Linked DNA regions of Homo sapiens: region 1 is linked to region 2. Evidence: chromatin contacts called from ENCODE Hi-C or POLR2A ChIA-PET data. All regions are on one chromosome and are shown on one strand. The core of a region is the stretch at or near the end of the contact, and the rest is flanking DNA. Distances in the headings are between cores, read along the strand shown.

What was found. Hi-C counts contacts between places; a loop is a spot of excess contacts on that map. ChIA-PET counts read pairs that join two places held with the same protein, here RNA polymerase II (POLR2A). Pooled maps may share reads with other maps.
Region 1: a loop to region 2 is called in a pooled map of left cardiac atrium, with 2.4 times the contacts of the local background. The contact joins two enhancer-like sites. A Hi-C loop is called at or near these places in 3 of 168 maps with a recorded cell type or tissue (CD8-positive, alpha-beta T cell, endothelial cell of hepatic sinusoid and left cardiac atrium) and 3 of 50 pooled maps. POLR2A ChIA-PET finds 5 or more read pairs at or near these places in 2 of 52 experiments (GM12878 and activated T-cell).

The regions. Positions count from the first base shown.
Region 1 is chr3:41,022,015-41,028,124 of GRCh38, reverse strand. No RefSeq gene overlaps it. Among named protein-coding and RNA genes, the nearest start is that of CTNNB1, 170 kb to the left of the region's middle. RefSeq lists an enhancer at 1,253-1,547. Within about 2 kb of position 1,567, at least 2 of the 41 ENCODE cell types and tissues checked have a DNase peak (open chromatin) inside an H3K27ac peak, as active enhancers do.
Region 2 is chr3:40,969,326-40,975,033 of GRCh38, reverse strand. No RefSeq gene overlaps it. Among named protein-coding and RNA genes, the nearest start is that of CTNNB1, 230 kb to the left of the region's middle. RefSeq lists a silencer at 3,381-3,430 and an enhancer at 2,723-3,922. Within about 2 kb of position 3,398, at least 29 of the 41 ENCODE cell types and tissues checked have a DNase peak (open chromatin) inside an H3K27ac peak, as active enhancers do.

The DNA of each region.
Region 1 (6,110 bases), core at 318-2,817, 55 kb before region 2:
TGTGGCACCTGCTGGACGTTGTCATCCCCAGAGCTGCTATTGACTCTACCTGCTCCTCTGAGCTCAGCCTCTTGACCATCCTTGGCTTCTCAGTCTCTGATTTCTTCCACATTTACTCTTTGACTTCACTATGCTTTCATTTGCATGTGTCCTCTCTATCTGGGGGATTCATCAGCTGGTCCCCGCCTGGCTTTACTTTCCTGCTTATCTTGGGAGGCTTCACATCATCCTTGGTTTAGCCAGCACCCTCATCTGCCTGCCCCTTAGCCTGCAACACCACTCTGCAGACCTCATCCCTGCTGTCCACTCTTCTCTAGTCTTCTCAGTGCTTCTAGGGGCAATCACAACAGTCCCATCCGTACCTTCAATACTGCTCAGCATGTATATAATGTGCCCAGTTTCTTCTGCCCTGTCATTGCAGCTGTTCCAAGCCCATTCTCAGGTCTCACAGAGAATAACTTGCTGCATTACAGAAGAAAAGAAGTTTCTGGCATGAATTCCTCTACTTTTACCCCTATTTACTGCAAACCCTATTTCACCTTGTCTCCTCCTCTTCCCTCCTGTGCTGTTGCTGCCTGTCTCCTGTCTAGGGAAATCAGGTCTAAGGCTAGATATCACTTCTTCCAGAAAATCTTTCCTGTGCACCCTCACTTCTGCTGGCCAAGGCTAGGTTAGGGTCTCCTGCTGGGTTTCTACTGAACCCTGATTTTCACTCCATCCCACCACATTGTAATGGTTGATTTACTATACATCTCTTTTGCTGGGCTGTATGAGCTCTTTGAGGGCAGAAGCGTGTTTTTCTTGTTTTCTTTTATATACCCAGCACCTGGTAAAGTAAGTGCTTGATATATGTTGTTGAATGAATGAATCTTATTTTCTTTATACATAGTTTATTCAACTGCACTCAGGATCCCTTCCCTTCCTGCCTCTTTGTGCTGTCAATTGTTCCTTTTCTGGGTTGTGTCCTCAACCTGCCTTCTGGTGGTGTTTTATGTACAACTGCTATTATTGTTATTATTAATGATATTATAGCCACTGTTTATTGGACACTTACTATGTTCAGGCACCTTGCTAAACACCTTACATGCATGCTGTAGTTTAACCCTTACAATAATCCTGTGAGGGTAGTATTATTATTCCCACTTTCCCAATGACATTTAAGCAGAATTAAATCTCCTTTAAAGTAAAGTCCTTCCTAGACTCTGTATGCTCCTCCACCTAATGTCATATATCTTCATTACGTTTACACCATGTTTCTAAAGTGTCATCTCTACCAGCTGTCTCCCCATTCTGACCCCTCTTACTCCTAGCTCCCTGGAACAGAGCCCTGTCTGACTATGAAAGCTCCCACTGACGTCACCAGTGACCTCCATGTGGCTAACACAGTGAATGCTTTCAGGCTTATCTTCCCAGTTTTGCAGCAGCAGATGACACTGACTGGCCACTCCCCGCTGTGGTTCTGTTTCCTTCCCAGCTCCCATTTCCTCTGGCCCCATTAAGTGTTTTGTTCCCAGGGGCTCAGTTCTTGGCTCTTTTATTTCTTGCTCCATACCCTGTCTCTAAGTATTATCTGTTTCAGCTTAACTAAAAATCCTGCTGGCATCCCAGGCTGCTCCCCTATGCCCTAAAACCACAGGACCAGGGCTTCTGTTTCACCTTGATAACCCTTCCACAGAGGCCAAACTCAGTGTGCCAATCAGATCTTATCCTTTACTGTCTCCATCTCAACATGTCTCAACGCCTACTCCTCCTCTTGTATTCCTTAACTTAGCCAAGGATACTATCACCTGCACAGTGGCCCAAGTAAAAATGTCGTCAAAATTTTTGGTGACATTTTTTCTTCCACCTTATATCTAACTAGCCACCAAATCCCATTTATTATTGCTAGGCTTCTCTCATGTCTGTTCTTTTCCCTCTCTGTCTTCATTGGAATTGAACTGTGTTTTGACTGGTTAATTACAGTGGCGTCTTGAATGCCTTTCTTTTCACCCAATGAGTAGTATTTTTTAAATAAAAAGATAATGACATCTACTCTGCTTTAATTCTTCAATGGCTCCTGATGCTTAGCATGACTGTGAAGACCTTTTTTTTTTTTTTGAGACAGGGTCTCACTCTGTCGCCCAGGCTGGAGTGCAGTGGCGTGATCTCAGCTCACTGCAGCCTCTGCCTCCCAGGTCCAAGCTATTCTCCCACCTCACCCTCTTGAGTAGCTGGGATTACAGGTGCCCATCACCATGTCTGGCTAATTTTTGCATTCTTAGTAGACATAGGGTTTCAAGACTGGTCTCGAACTCCTGACCTCATGTGATCCACCTGCCATGGTCTCCCAAAGTGCTGGGATTACAGGTGTGAGCCACTGCGCCCGGACAAAGACCCTTCTTGATCTGAGCAGTGATGACTTTTGTAGCCTCATTTCCTGCCTCCATCCCCAGTCTGTGTCCACCTCCCCACCTGACATTATGCACGAGTAACACTGACACACATGCCCTCCTGAGAATCAGTCAAGCTCTTCCTCCCCTCTGAATCTTTACCTCTGTTCTCTCTCGCCTACTTGACAACCGGTCCAACCCTTCCTTGTTCCTATTTTGTGCACACTTCATTATAGACGTTACCTTTTTGCATTACAAATACTGGAATATCTCTTTATAGCTCCTAATTAGACCATGAGCATCCAGAGCACATGAATTCTTAGGGTCAGAGGCAGATCATATAGGCGACTCTCTGGGTTTAAAACCGGAGATGCCAGCAAAGGGCATTCTTGGCACCATCTTTCCCTCCCGACTTTCTGAGGAGGAGCTCAGGAACCATGGGAAATCAGGCAGATGGTGTTTGGGGAGAAAAAAGAGCTGCCATGATATACCCAATGGGTAGATTTGTATTTTGCCCCATCAGATATCTTAAAACCTGCAGGTTTTAAAATTTAGTCAAGAAGTTAAGACCAGCAACCCAGAAGGTGCCCTTGAATGTTTATATCCAGCCTTCGTGGGCAGTGTCTATTTGCAAATCTCAGGGTTTTAACTCTATTTCTTCCATCTCCTTCAAAGAACCCCTGATCCTGAATTCTCCCAAGGAATAAAATCCTGATCACGGCACTCATGAATAACTAAGAGTGGGCTGTTATTACCTGAGCTTGAATAAAGGTTTTTTTTTTTATTCCTCCAAGCTGTTCCTAGCCTCCCAGAGGTACATAATCCATACTGGAGTCTGGGTACAGAGGGGTTGAAGTAAATGATCTTTGATGAGCTAAAACATTGGAATTCATGGAACTTGGAATAATCTCTGACAACTACAAGCTTGTCCTGAGACATTTAGTAGAAAGGTAAATGATAGGGTGGGGTTTCATCTTTGTCTTAACTTGAATATTTAATGCCTAGAAATGGCCTTTTAACCCTCTCGAACAGGTGCCACCACCATGTGAACATGACCGGGCTAGCCTGCTGGAGAATGAAAGACATGTGTCCTGACCACCCTGTCACCTAGCTGATAGCAAGCTCTTCCCAGAAAAAAAGAGCGACCTGAATGACTTGCATTGTCTGCAGGCTCATGAGGGAGCCCAGCTGACACCAGAATAATCACTCAACTGAGTTCAGCCTAACTGATGACCCTCAGTATAGTGAGCTAAATAAATGGTGGTTGTTTAAAGCTGCTAAGTTTTGGGATAGGCTGTTTCAAAGCAAAAATGAGCTACTGGTATCTGTGTGGCTCATTTTCATGCCATAGCTCCAATGACTGACAAGGAGTGGAGCTCCTTGGAAATGGTCAATAAAAGCACAAATGGAGCCAAGTCTCAGGTTCATAGGTCACTTAACTAGAGAGAATCAGGGACGGAATGGAGGAGTGGGCTGATGCTGCCAATGAATTCAGAGCTGAGTCCAGCAGTCAGGATTGTTTTTATGCCTGCAAAGCCCCAGACCCACCTCGTTTCCCTTAGGGGCAGGTTGGGTGGCTCCTTTAGTTCTAGTCTCTGCAAAACAACAAGCAGTGTTTTGTGTTTCAGTCAGAAGGGAACTTAACATTTTACAAGACAGCCACCAGTCTTACCACAGGAGTTCTTAATTTGTGGAGTTTAAGGGGCCAAGTGGGAACAATGGCAGAAAGAAGAAAAGTGTCTTTGGAGTGAAGCTACTCAGAGATGCCAATGCCTTCTCGCTTGAAGGGCAGAACATGAAAAGTAGTAATTTGCTCTGGCCCAGCCAGGGGATCGAATGTTAAATGTAAACAGCTGTTTGCTTTGTAATGGTCTGGTCTGGAAGGCTCCATGACAGGAGCGAGGCACAGAATTTTAGATCTGGAATGAGTATTAAAGATTGTCTTGTGGGAAATCCCTGTCTTCCACTTGAATGCTTCATTTTATTTTTATAGTTACTTACACAAGCAATACCTTGTATACATTCAACCCACCCTCCAACTGTGTGGGTTATGCATCCTGTATTCAACCAACTGCAGATAAAAAATATTTGAAAAAAGAAACTAATAAAAAAACATAAAAACTAGTACAAATAGGAAATACACTAGAACAACTATTTAGATAGCATTTACATTGTATTAGGTATTATAAGTAGAGATAATTTTAAATACACAGGAGGATGTACATAGGTTATATGCAAATAGTTCCCCATTTTCTATCAGGGACTTGAGCATCCTGACAATACTGAGGGATGACTGTATTCTCAATGTGCAGCATTCCCCCTTCATGCCATGGTATCTAAGCCCACCCTTGAAGAAGCAGCTAGTGAGCATCCTCACAGCCCATTTCTACAAAAATGGATATATATTCACAGATCTACTTTTCTATTGCAACATTATAGGATTATATAAAACATGCTGTTTTTAAATTTGATTTATTTTTTTACCAACTGATATGTTTTAAAGATCTATCTGTGTATATACATAGAGGTTGAATTCTGTATATATACATACAGGTTGAATACAAAGGCTGCATAGTATTCTTTCATATAATTATCCACACTCTATTAAATACTCCATTTTTGATGGGGAATGTAGATTGCTTCCACTTCTTTGGCTATTGTAAATCTCAAAGCAAGAGGCCAGGACTAATGGCTCATGCCTGTAATCCCAGCAATTTGGGACACTGAGGCAGGAGGATCACTTGAGGCCAAGAGTTCAAGACCAGACTGGGCAACAAAGAAAGACCCCATTTCTACAAAACAATAAAATTAAATAATAAAATAAAAATAAAAAAATAATAAAAATTAGCCAGTCATGGTGGCGCTCATCTGTAGTTCCAGCTACTCGGGACCGGGAGGATTGCTTGAGCCCAGGAGTTTGAGGCTGCTGTGAGCTGTAAACACGCCTGCACTCCAGCCTGGATGACAGAACAAGACCCTGTCTCTAAAAAATCCAAAAAATTAAAATAAAGCCAGAAACATTTTTGTGCATAACTCTTCGAGCATTTCTTTCTTTTTTTTTTTTTTTTTTTGAGATGGAGTCTCACTCTGTCGCCAGGCTGGAGTGCAGCGGCGCGATCTCAGCTCACTGCAACCTCTGCATCCTGGGTTCAAGCAATTCTCCTGCCTCAGCCCCCCGAGTAGCTGGTTCTACAGGCGTGCACCATCATGCCCAGCTAATTTTTGTACTTTTAGTAGAGACGGGGTTTCACCATGTTGGCCATGATGGTCTCAATCTCTTGACCTCGTGATCTGCCTACCTCGGTCTCCCAAAGTGCTGGGATTACAGGCTTGAGCCACCGTGCCTGGCTCCTCTTTGAGCATTTCTTTAGGATTCCTAGAAACAGAATAGATAGAACAGATGGCATATATATTTCTAAAGTTTGGCATAATTTGTTTTTAAATAATCTCAACTTGGTGCCTGCTCTAGGGAAGTTATTTAGCTACCTTTTCCTTTTCTTCAGTCAATATCTATCTATGCAGGTTTTGCTTCTTGTTGAATTAATTTTTAAAATGTATTTTTCCCCAGGAAATCATCCATTACGCACAGATTTTTGAATCTGCTGTTATTATGTTTTTATACATGTAGTGTCTTAATTTATAAAAGTCGCCTCTTGGACTCATCATCCATTTTTGTCATCAATATTGTTCATGTCTTCTAAATTTGTTTCCTTGATTAGATTTGCCAGAGGTTTGTTTGTT
Region 2 (5,708 bases), core at 2,149-4,648:
TACTAATATCTGACCTAGAGAAGGTAACCTAATTCACCAAGCCTTGATTTTCTTCTTTGTAAAGTAGAACAAATACAAGTAACTGCATTATAGGGCTCCAAAGATTATCAAATAAGAAAATCTAGATAAAGGACTGTGCCCAACAAATTGTAGAAGCTCCATAAATGTAGTTATTATTATGTTATGATTATGTTTATTACATATGGGCTCATCTATTAAATTAATAAAGGAGGGAAGGAAGGAATGATGGGAAGGGCTGTGGCTCATGTTCAAGGGAGGGATTTTCTTGCTTCTCTTTGCGTACTCATCCTGATGTAGCATTAAACTGTGTGGACTGCTCAGAGCCAACAGTGGACTGAGAAAGATCAAGGGTTGCAGGGGTGGGGTGTGGTCTGGGCAGAAGCTCTCTTGAGAGAACAAGAAACAAATTAGTTTTCATTATTTTTATTTTATGTATTTATTTTAAATGTATTTATTTATTAACTCAATAACTATTATTGACCCCTTATTATATACGAGGCCCTGTGCTGGGCTCTCAGGATACAGGGATAAATAGAACAGACATGGTCTCACCCCTCATGAAGCTTGCAGTCTAGAGGGAGGGTCAGATATTAAAGAAGAAAACCAAATCAGCATATAATAGCAAATTATGATGTTTGCTATGAAATAAAACAGCTGGATTCAATGAGACAGGATAACAGGAAGGATCATCTTTTGATGGTGAGGAAAGGCCTCTGGGAAGGTCTGAGGAGATGGCACTTATGCTGAGACTGGATGGATAAGAAGGAAATAGCCCCACAAAAGGTAGGAGAGGAGGAATTCCAGGGAGAGGGTACAACAGTGTAGAGACCTTGAAGTCAGAAAGGGTTTGGTGTCACAGGGGAAGAAGGGGCTGGAATGTAAGTAGGGAAAAAGGAGTTTGAAGTGAGGCTGGTGACAGCTGGAGCTGGAGCCCGCAGGGATTTGCTGGCCCCATTAGAGTTTTGATTCTGTTCTGAAGCCATTGGAGGATTTAGACCCAAGGAAGGACAGTCTGCTTTGAGCTTTGGCAAGGCCATTCTGGCTTTCTTGTCAGAGCACAATAGAAGCCGGAAGGCTGGTAAGGATGTGATTTCAAGGATTCAGGTAGGAGGAGGTGGGGGCTGGGTCTAGGGAGATGGCCTTGGAGGTGAAAAGAGGTAAATGAATTTGGAAGCATAATAGGACACGGTGATGGACTAACTGTGGGAGTGAGAAGGAGAGAGAAACTCAGGGACAAATTCCAGATTCTCACCTGAGCAACTGGTGGATGCTCGGTGAGAGGAATGGGTTATAGGTTTCATTTTAAACAAATTAAGTTTGAGATAATATGATATATCCAAATGTGTGATATCATCTAGTGAGTCTAGAGCTAGGAAGTGAGGTCTGGGCTGAAAATATACCTTCGAGACTTGTCAGCATTTGCACGATATTTAAAACCACAGGCCAGCTCAGTGTGTAGGGCTCCAACTGACACCCTATTCTTATTCTCTTTTTTGTGCCAACTGGCCTAGAATTTTAATAGAGCCCTGGCTGCCCTGCTGACCCCAGCATGTTCATGCTGCGTCTACAGTGGCCTATGCCAAGGGGTGGTCCCTGGGGCACACCAGACCTCCTCTTCTTCTCTACAACAGTCTTGTGTTAGCAAGGCCAGTCCAACATGACTGGCACCAGAGCCTTACACTATAACACCTTTCTTCTTGGAAAGGCCCCAGGCACCAAGCGCTGTCTGTGAAGAAGACTGGAGAGCCAAGATGTAGAATTAGGCATGTGTGTGGGCTGAGGGCCCAGTGCAGCACATGGAACTTTGTAGGTGAAGTTTTCTGCTTTCCCTGGTTCTAGATCTTTGTATCTCAGGTCCTAGGCTCTTCCCAGTTCTGGAAGATCCCAGTGTCTTTCTCTGAGCTTCCTTTTCTTTTAGAATTGCATGTTCAAGGACCTTTAACAAATACTCAACTCCCTTAACATTTTTTTTTCTAATTTCATCTAAATGTTCACCTAAGCTGTTCATTCTCTGTCTTCTAGAAGTTAGTGAAACAGAATTATCAGAACCAGGCTCTCTTTTGGATGCAGTTGGTGTTTCTCCAAGGTGCTTATTACCTGTTACGGTTATTGCATGCTGGGACTGAGGTATAAACACTTCTGCTCAGGAGACCGAAGGCAGGTTAGGGGAGGCTGTAGGTACCTAGTTGGTAGAGTTTGCTGCAGAATCCTGGAAACAATATTTGGTCTAGGCTCAGACAGCTCTAGTTCAATGCCAAGATCTGCCTGGTATTAGCTGTATGGCATAGGACATGCCATTTATTGTTCCTTCAGTTTCTGCATCGTAAATAGTGATGATTTCAGGATTGTTGTTAGATTATGAGGAATATGGGAGAGTGCTTTGTACACTGTAAACACAATTACAAATGTAGTATGTTTTTCCTGTGCACACTCAGCAATTTGTATGATTAACTCTTTTGCATCTCTGCTTCTCCCTGTTGCTCTAGTTTGTTCACATCCAGGGGGCTAGATCAGACAAGCCTACACAGCTAGTAGCAGGTACGAGGAGGCATCGGATTGTGGCAGCTTCTTCTCTCCAAAGATGCCTCATGTCATTGTGCTTTCAAGGAAAAACAGCAAAGTATTTTTTTCGTTTTTTTTTAATTGGTATGTTGATATCTACTGGCGTACATTTTGTGTAACAATAGGCAAATATTAGGATTGTTAAGATGTTAGAGTAGGGAGAAGGATGCAGGGAATAGAGGACAGAGATAAATTTTACAGTTTGTGAAGATATGCGTGTTCACATCTTGTTTTGTTTTTCCTTTACCCAAACAAATAAATAAGAAAAACTGCCCACTTTGCTCTCTTATCTACCCTTCCTGTGTTCTCATTGGGGCAGAGCTCTGCTGGGGAAGGAAGCGGCCACAACCCCAGGCATTTACTACCTGTTCTCCCCACCTGCTATTTGAGAGAAGTTTTCAAGCTGAAGTTCGTACAGCTGCATTCACTTGGACATGAATATCTGGGAGTTCACGGGTTTGTCTGCCCCTTTGGCCTGAGAGAGCTGGGCGGAAGCCTCCTTGACGTCTGTGTTGACTCTCTGTTTCTCTGGTTTTTCTCTGGCCCAGTTTCCTGTTCACCTCTGTCCTCTGCTGTCTGGTAGGCTTGACTCATAGGAAACCACAGCCAAGTCACCTAGTGGTCTGAGTCACTGACCTTTGGAGCATCTCTTTCTTAAAAAACAATAAAGACAAAAGTAAGTGCCTAAGTAAGTACTGCATTTTGCAATAGATTTCAGCTAAGTATTGCACTGAACGGTTAGTTCTGGGAAGTCCCCACTTGTGACTTATTTTTGGCAACTGTGCTATAAGCAAATCATTTTATCTCCTAGCAACCGACTTCCCTCTTCCCTCCCTCCCTCCCTCCTTTGTATCCACAAGTGTTTGCTGAGAACCCTTTGTGTCCAGGCACTACATTAGGTTCTGAGCACAAAATGAAGACATAGAATGGTCCTCAACAAGCTGCTGATGCCCATAAGAAAGAGGCCTGCAAACATGTGTAAACAAGTGTGACAAGTTCACCGGCAAGGGGCAGCACAGGGTGGCACTGAACTCAGCCTCGGTATTGCCCTGACCACATGGCTGCATGTGAGCATGCCAGGTGAGGTGAGCAGGAGAGATGTTCTAGGCAGCGTTGGATGATTCTCTGTCACATTCCTTTGTGGTCAACTGAATTGCTCTCTTCAACTGCAGCTTTCACTGAGGCCACTTGAGGTTGCACAACTCCTTCCAGACACAGGTGAGCTCCACAGAGGGAGGATATGGACAAGGGGCTAGATTGGAAGGAAGATGGAGGAGAGTGATCCTTACAGCCCTGACATCGGTCAAGGGAGGCTAATAGCAGTGACCTTCCCCATCAATGTCATGTGGACTGGACAGCAATGACCAGGTGATCCATTGGTGGGGAAGTGTCCCCACAGGGACAATGGGGAACAGTCTATTCAGAAGGGACAATATGCTCGTAGCTGATGCTTTTGGCACCCTGTAACAAATCCCCTCAGCACACCTATGATTTTGTCACAGATCTGGTAGAGAGTGCAATGTGGGTTCCCATGACAATGCCCTCTTGAAACATGAAAAATGCTTCCCTGTTTTTTTGCCTCAAAGCCATCTCTGAAACTGGGAGCCCAGTCAGCCCCCAAGCAAGTACAACCTGCAAGTATGGAGAGGTAACGCCCTAGGAGCCATCTCTAACCAGTGAAGAATGAGAGCCAGTAAGCAAGTCTAGCCACTCCTCTTTTGGAGGGAACATTCTAGAAGGCATTCTGCACACTTGCCAAAGGTCACAGAAGAATTGAGCCCCTGTTGCCCAAAGCAGCAACCTTAATGATGCACACTCAGTGGCTTTTCATTCTTCCCTGTCTCACTCTCTCCCTTTTCTTTCACCTCTGCTTTTTGGGATCTCCTCCCAAATAAACCACCTGCACCAAGTCCTTGTGTCTAGTCTCAGGCTGTGATTTTAAGGGAGCCCAAACTAAGAGAGCAATATTATTAAAATTAAAGTTTTGAAATGAAAAGCATTTGAAGGTCCACTAGCAGTCTCCTTAAAATACCACCTACTACCTTTTGGTATTACCATTTATACCTGAGCCAGAGGAAAGGAGAATTCCAAAAAAGGCCTTAAAAACCCTCTGACCCACAGGAAATAGCTGCCATCTAGTCAGGCTGGGCAAAGGGCTTAGTAATACAGAAAGTGAAAAGGGGCTCATGGGGGCCTTAGCAGGGTGACTCAATTTAGTGGGTGAGAAGGAATTCTTGTTTAACTTAGGGGAAAACTACTGGGTAATATTCTTTTCCCTAGTCATAATGGTTACATTAAAAAAAAAAAAAACCCACATCGCTAGAAGGGCTAATGGTTAAGAAAAGATTGGGACAATGAGGCTCTATATGAACTAAAACGCTTATATTGTTACATTCATAAAAGCATGTTGAATTAAGAAAATAACAGGAATTTTATAGTTTGAAAATGAAAATAAAAGTTAATAGACACAAGGCTTCAAGATGGCTGACTAGAGGCATCTGGTACTTGCTTCCTCTGCAAAGAACTGAAACAGTGAGTGGATAATCACACTTAGAATAGATCATCTAAGAGGGAACACTGGAATGCAACAGGAAAGCGATAGGAAACACCTAAAGCAAGGAAGGAGAGGAAAGCAAGGCAGCCTGATTGGCTAGGAGTATGGAGAGGCTCTCCAATGCAGGAAAAGGGTAAGTCAGAGACCCCCAGTGGTCTGCATTCCCAACACAGACTCCTGCAATCCTAGCCACGAAAGAACCTCTTGACCACCAAGGCTGAAGTGCAAGCTGCTGCACATTTTCATGAGCCCTGAGGATAGACACTCCCACCTGCCACTGCCGCTTGGGGCTGAAATACATGCTCCCCAGCCACCTGCCTACTGCTTCTGCCACTCAAAGCAACCCTTCCCTCCCTAGGAGGGCTGCAGTGAAGCTGCTGCCACCTGCACTCATGTAAGCATTCCTCCAGAGCCTGAAAATCACCCAACCCCTGCCTACCACAGCCAGCACCTGCATGTGCAACCAGGTCCTCCTGGCCCAGCTTCACCCTCTCCAATGCCCAAGCATGCTTCCCGGGGGCCTGAGGATTACCTAACCCCATCCACCATCATTGATACCTAAGCACTCCTC